Regions from separate parts of the Homo sapiens genome. Here region 1 is linked to region 2. A link is a contact called in ENCODE Hi-C or POLR2A ChIA-PET data. All regions are on one chromosome and are shown on one strand. Each heading gives the region's core, a stretch centred on a gene start or an enhancer-like site at or near the end of the contact. The rest is flanking DNA. Distances are from core to core; before and after follow the strand shown. Region 1 overlaps SIPA1L3 (signal induced proliferation associated 1 like 3). Region 2 overlaps SIPA1L3 (signal induced proliferation associated 1 like 3).

Region 1 (3,557 bases), core at 179-2,678, 77 kb after region 2:
AGCCAATGGGAGGTTGGGGAAATCAGCAGTGGCCAGAACATTCAGGGCCCTACCAGCTCCATTATGGAGTTTGGATCTCATCTTAAGAGCAGCCAGGGTAATGCGGGTGGATTTGTGTTCCAAAATATGGTGCTGGCAGCGAGACAGGAGGCAAAGTCTCTGAGGGGGCTGAGGCTTGGATCTGCATGGGAGGACGTGGGCCTGAGCTGGAGGACAAAGCAACTGTGGATGTGGCAGCAGGCGGCATTGCCAGGAAGTAAGCTGGGAGGGAGATGCAGGCCCAGGGCAGAGCCAGCAAGCCATGTGAGAGTCCAGGGTGGCTGCCACGTGTCTGGAGGCTGCCGTGGCCTGGGAGCACCTGAGGTGCTTGTGAGAAGAGGAGGCAGAGTGGGGCAGCCAGCGGGGACTGATTCTTCCAGTCACTGACCTTTGCAGCCCCTACTCTGTGCCAGGTGTCGCAGCATCCTTCCCTTATGGAGCTGTCATTCTCCTGGAGACAGGACAAGACAGACAGACAGCCGAACCACCGTGGAGTGTGCCAGGAGGTGATAAGTGCTGGGGAGGAAAGGCAAAAACAGCGGGTCTCTGGGAAGGCTTCTCAGGAGGTGATGCGTTGTAGGAAGCCAGGGTGAGATCCAGGCAGTGGAAACAGTAGATGACTAGACCCTGAGGGTGAACTTACTCTCAATGCTCCAGAAATGGTCAGGTGGCCAGAGGGGCTGAAGCAGGTGGGATGGGGGGAGAGTGGCAGGAGGTCAGCATAGTGAGGTGGCAGGAGCCTGGTTCTAGCGGGCATATTGACCAAAGTCAGATGCTGGGATTTGGTTCCAAGGGACATGGGAGCCATGGGAGGCATTTGAGCACATCATCTGACTTAATGTTTTTAAAAAGATTACTGTGGGCTGGACGTAGTGGCTCACACCTGTAATCCCAGCACTTTGGGAGGCTAAGGCAGGTGGATCACTTGAGCCCAGGAGTTCAAGACCAGCCTGAGCAACATGGCAAAACCCCATGTCTACAAAAAATTAGCTGGGTGTGGTGGCACACGCATGTTGTCCCAGCTACTTGGGAGGCTGAGGTTGGAGGATTGCTTGACCCCGGGAAGTGGAGGCTGCAGTGAGCCGAGATCACATCACTGCACTCAGCCTGGGTGACAAAGTAAGACCTTATCTCAAAAAATGATAATAATAAAATGTAAAAATGAAAAAATAGAAAAGATCACTGTGGGCTACTCTGGAGAGGACGGACTATCTTGGGCAGGGGGAGGATGGTGGTCAGCATTCAAAGGCTGCCAGGAGAGGGATGGGTCCTGACACGCCCAAGCGGGGAGCCCCCTACCCTCCCTTCCCCGGGCTGCGGCCCTTGCCGTGGAAGCAGGTGCAGCCTGTAGCAGCTTGTGCCCATCGATGACCTCACAGATGCTCCCTCCAGACATTCGTCATGGGAGCCCAGCTGCCAGGCATGCTGCCAGGCGCCAGTGCCTGCCATGGGCACCGCAGTGGGCTGAGTGATCCTGGGCGGGCAGCCACCTGGCCCTCGCCCTCTCCTGAGGCAGCACGCACTCCAGAGCTTTCTGGGCTTCCAGAGCAATTTGTCAGAGCTGTTAGGAGCAGTCATAGGCTCTCGGCTCCACATGGAGCTGACGCAGCCGGGCGTTCCCAGGCAGGCAGGAAGCACGTGGCCTTGCTTCCCCAGGCTGCGCCAGGAGTCCCTGGGATGCCCTTCTGGGGACACAGCCCTGAAAGGTAATCTGAGGGCCTGAAGATCCACCGGGGCCCACCCTGCCTGTGAGTGTTGGGAGGCTGGGGTCACCTGAGACAGAGACCTCCTCGGAGAGTCACAGCTTGGGAAGAGGAAGCGAGGCCGTCTCCTGGAACTCAAGGGAGTGCGGAAGCCAGGCAGAGATCTGCAGGGCGGGGAGCAGTGCAAAGGTCCCAAGGTAGCAGTGTTTCTGATGTGTTTGAGGAACAGCTTCCGCATGGCTGGAGCAGAGTGAAGGAGAGGGAGTGTGGAGGAGCTGGGGGCAGAGAAGAGAGGGGGGCAGATGGGGGGCCCTGTCGGGAGGGCTCTGGGTCTTACCCAGAGTGAGGTGGAACCCTGAGAGAGTCCTGATCTGATTCACATGTTCCCAGGATCTCTCTGGCTGTGTGCTGAGGCTGGGGAAGGATGCAGGAGGAAGAGGGAGCCAGGAGGAGGCCGCTCTGACAATACAGGTGGCAGTGGTTGGTGGAGGTAGCGAGCAGTGGCTTGATTGGTATCTCTGTTGAATCTCTTGCCTAGACCCTCTCTGTGTCTGCTTCCTGAAGACCCGTCGCTTCTGCCCCACAGGCCACAGGGGCAATGTGGCTGCTTACGGCTCCTACACTGGAGCACAATTCCAGCCGCATGCAGGGATGAATTGGTTCTCCAGCCCATGACACACGTCAGGGAGAGAAAGCAAGATTGGTCCAGGGTGAAGGCCAAGTGGCTGGGGGCCCTCGGGGTATGTGGGTGAGCAGTGTGACTTCAGGGCTCTTCCTCTGACTGCCTATGTCTACATCACAGCTCCACCTCTTACCCCAACTGCGTGATCTCTCTCAGGCCCCTTAGGTGCTCTGAGGCTCAATGTCCTCATCTGTAAAATGGGGGTAATAGGATCTGTCAACCAGACACGGTGGCTCGCCTCTCATCCCAGCACTTTGGGAGGCCGAGGCGGGCGGATCACCTGAGGTCAGGAGTTTGAGACCAGCCTGGCCAACATGATGAAACCCCGCCTCTACTAAAAATACAAAAATTAGCCAGGTGTGGTGGCGGGTGCCAGTAGTCCCAGAGACTCGAGAGGCTGAGGCGAGAGAATCACTTGATTGCAGTGAGCTGAGATGGCACCACTGGACTCCAGCCTGGGTGACAGAACTAGACTCTTTCTCAAAAAAAAAAAAAAGGATCCTCCATCTAAAGTTGTGAGGGCGAACTGAGACCATGAGTTTAAAGCACTTATCACAGGACTGGAGACATAGCTGGGCTCAAGTGTATCAGCTGCTGCTGTGTTTTATTCTCATGTATTATGTATTGATATTTATCGTTAACAGTTGTTGTCACTGGGAGTACAGAATGGTGGTTAAAATATCGTCTCTCAAACCAGACTACCTATGTCTACATCCTGGCTCTTATCCCCCACTAGCTACATCATTTCGGGCAAGTTATTTCATCTCCCTGGGCCTCAGTTTCCCCCACCTGGAACATGGAGGTGGTGGTAGTTCCTGTCTCGGGGTTGCTACGGCGGCTAAGTGAGGTGACGCCTATAAGATGCTTAGAACAAGGCCAGGCAGCTTCCACAGGCTCAGAGTGGTCAGCACTGTCACTGCCACCTACTGTGCCACTGCTCCTCCTGGAGGCAGGGACCACAGCTCGCTCCCTGAGAGCCTGTCACCCACCCAGGACCACCCATTGGTCCCCTTCAGAGTCCCCAGGCTGAACAGACCAAAAGCATTGCACACACTTATGCAGCTGGTATGATTTCTCTACCCAGCCTCTGGTTTTTCAGCTTTTTTTGGAAGCATAAATCCTTTGACTCCAAC
Region 2 (3,339 bases), core at 1-2,500:
CTTAAGGTTAAAAAATTTAAAACTCAGCTAGGTGCAGTGGCTCACACCTGTAATCCCAGCACTTTGGGAAGCTGAGGCGGGAAGATTGCTTGAGCCCAGGAATTTGAGACCAACCTGGACAACGTAGCGAGACCCCATCTCTATTAAAAATAAATTAATTGCCAGGCGTGGTAGCTCACGCCTGTAATCCCAGCACTTTTGGAGGCCTACGCAGGTGGATCACCTGAGGTCAGGGGTTCGAGACCAGCCTGGTCAACATGGCAAAACTCCATCTCTACTAAAAATACAAAAATTAGCTGGGCATGGTGGCACACACCTGTAATCCCAGCTACCTGTAATCCCAGGAGGCTGAGGCAGGAGAATCACTTGAACCCAGGAGGCAGAGGTTGCAGTGAGCCAAAATCACACCATTGCATTCCAGCCTGGGCGACAAGAGCGAAACTCTGTCTCCAAAAACAAAATAAATAAAAAAGAAATAATATTTTTAAAACTATTAACTATGCATGTGGCTTTGTACATAAACATTTAACACACATCTACAGATAATAATGGTTAACACACATTGAGCTCTCACTCTGTACCCAAGATACAGCACTAAGCATTATGCACGGATCTTTTTGAATCCTTTCATTGCCTTGAGGCAGGCATTTTTATCCCCATTTTATCAATGAGGAAATAGGGAAATTAAGCGACTTGCCCAGAGTCACACAGCTAGGGAGGAGCTAGAGCTAGAATTCAAACCCAGGCAGACCACCTCCTAAGTAACCTCCTAGGAAATGTTCTTGAAGGGTACACCTGCCGCCCAGCACAGAGTCAAGCGGGGAGTACGTCTGAGTCAGGAGTGAGTGGGGATAACCTGTACCAGCTGGAACCTCCTTGTTTGCATGGTACTGTGTGCCTTTCACAGCTCACTTGATTTGTTGCCCTCGACTAGCTGATGCCAGATGTTTTCAGGCTCTGAGCAGAGGAAGGCTGTGATCTGACTCAGGCAGCTGTAGAAAGAATGGACTGGGGACAGGGCAGGGGCAGGGAGACCTGGAGGAGGCTGCTGTCCAGGTGGGAGGTGATGGTGGGGGTGACCAGGTGGAGAGTGAGGTGGCCACTCATGACCTGCCAGTGTCCCACTTACTGTCGCCAGTGCTGAAGGAGTTTTTCAAGTAGTGCGCGCCGATGAGGTGGTCAGAGCCAAAATGTGACTGTAAGTCACCCGTCTCCAGGGAGGAAGAAGGAAGATTTCTGGTCCGTGCTGTCCCTCGTTCCCAGCAGAGGGCACTGTGGGACAGTGTCAGTAGGATATAAAGACACTGATCCTGTTGGTCTTAACTGAAACCCACAACCCCAGGGCCACCCAGATTGACAGGGCAAAGCCCCCAACATCATTGCTTTTCATGATTGGTTTTGACACTACCGTGCTTGTGATAAGAGAGATTTGTTTGTTTGTTAATTACCGGGGCCAGAAGTGGGATCATTCTATTCCTTCCACACATGCCTCTCGCCCAGGTGCTCTTTGGTGAGGGTGGGTTGTGTGCTTAGAGGCGAAGTCATGACATGTTATTTTTGCCACCTCCTGTGTTTGTCGACTTAGGCAAGCATGTTTTTGCAGTTAATACTTATCCTCCTTAGTCTTTTTGTTGTTGTTGTTGAGATGGAGTCTCACTCTGTCGCCTAGGCTGGAGTGCAGTGGCACAATCTTGGCTCACTGCAACCTCCGCCTCCTGGGTTCAAGTGATTCTCCTGCCTCAGCCTCCTGAGTAACTGGGATTAGAGGCATGAGCCATCATGCCTGGCTAATTTTTCTATTTTAGTAGAGACAGGGTTTCACCACGTTGGCCAGGCTGGTCTCGAACTCCTGACCTAAAGTGATCCGCCCACCTCGACCTCTCAAAGTGCTGGGATTAGAGGTGTGAGCCACCGCACCTGGCCTCCTCCTTAGTCTTTAAACCACAGCCCCAAGTGTACTTTGGGTGCTTGTAACAAGCCCCCTGGAGAGGGATTTTTCTTTGTGCGTTCTTGGTGTGGTGCTGGTCCAGTGCATGGCATAACCTGGTGGCCAGCAGCATGCTGTGGCTACAAGCATGAGCTGGTATTAGTGAGGATGTGGAGCAGCAGGGGCTCTCAGACAGGGCTGGTGGGGTGTAAATTGGTACAACCACTTGGAAAACTGTTTGGCAGTTCAGTAAAATTGAAGATTAGCATGCCTGGTGATTTAGCAATTTCTATCCTAGGCATAAACCCAAAAGAAAAGGTGTTCGTGTGCACTGAGGTGCTTCTGTGAGGGTTCATAACAGCACTATTCACAGTTGGCAAATACTGGAAGCAGTTCTGGTGCTCATCAACAGTGAAAAGGAGTAAAACGTCAGCCTCTCGCAACAGCATAGCTGCAGCTCATATATGTAGCATTCAGAGAAAGAAGCTAGATAACAAAAGAATACAAACTGCCTGGCTGGGCGCAGTGGCTCACACCTGTAATCCTGGCACTTCAGGAGGCCGAGGCAGGAGGATCACTTGAGCCTAGGAGTTGCAGACCAGCCTGGGCAACATAGTGGGACTCTGTCTCTACAAAAAATATACAAAATTAGCCAGGCATGGTGGCACATGCCTATAGTCCCAGCTGCTCAGGAGGCTGAGGCAGGGGATCTCTTGCGCCCAGGAGGTCGAGGCTGCAGTGAACCATGATTGTGCCACTCCATTCCAGCCTGGGCAACAGAGTTAGACCCTGTCTTCAAAAGAAAAAAAGAATAAAAAAATACAAACTGCCTGAAGTTCAAAAATAGACAGATATAAATGATGGTGTTGAAAGTCAGGATAGAGTTAATTTTGAGGAAAAAGGGGTACAAATGGGCTGTGGGTGCTGGAAATACATTTCTTGATTTGGATAGTGATTACCCAGGTATTTGCTTTCTGATACTTTCTTTGGCCTCACATCTATGTGTTATGTACTTTTTTTTTAGACGGAGTTTCACTCTTGTTGCCCAGGCTGGAGTGCAATGGCACGATCTCAGCTCATTGCAACCTCCTCCTCCTGGGTTCAAGCGATTCTTCTGCCTCAGCCTCCCAAGTAGCTGGGATTACAGGCATGCGCCACCACGCCCGGCTAATTTTTGTATTTTTAGTAGAGACAGGGTTTCACCCATGTTGGTCAAGCTGGTCTCAAACTCCTGACCTCAGGTGATCTGCCCACCTCGGCCTCTCAAAGTGCTGGGATTACAGGTGTGAGCCACTGTGTCTGGCCTGTATACTTTATATATTTGGATATACCTCACCATACACATACCAAATATATATATCTCAAAACAAACCACGAGCTTCGGAGAAGTCAGGACTGGGTTGGAATCTTGG

What was found. A loop is a pair of places that touch in the nucleus more often than their neighbours do. ChIA-PET counts read pairs that join two places held with the same protein, here RNA polymerase II (POLR2A).
Region 1: a map of mammary epithelial cell shows a loop between it and region 2 (6-fold over the local background). The contact joins two enhancer-like sites. A Hi-C loop is called at or near these places in 2 of 168 maps with a recorded cell type or tissue (Right ventricle myocardium inferior and mammary epithelial cell). POLR2A ChIA-PET finds 5 or more read pairs at or near these places in 2 of 52 experiments (H1 and RWPE1).

Annotation. Positions count from the first base shown.
Region 1 is chr19:38,171,928-38,175,484 of GRCh38, forward strand. The region is part of intron 15 of SIPA1L3 (signal induced proliferation associated 1 like 3); the gene reads left to right. Among named protein-coding and RNA genes, the nearest start is that of SNORD152, 11 kb to the left of the region's middle. Within about 2 kb of position 1,429, at least 9 of the 41 ENCODE cell types and tissues checked have a DNase peak (open chromatin) inside an H3K27ac peak, as active enhancers do.
Region 2 is chr19:38,094,626-38,097,964 of GRCh38, forward strand. All of the region lies in intron 4 of SIPA1L3 (signal induced proliferation associated 1 like 3), which reads left to right. Among named protein-coding and RNA genes, the nearest start is that of SNORD152, 67 kb to the right of the region's middle. Within about 2 kb of position 1,251, at least 5 of the 41 ENCODE cell types and tissues checked have a DNase peak (open chromatin) inside an H3K27ac peak, as active enhancers do.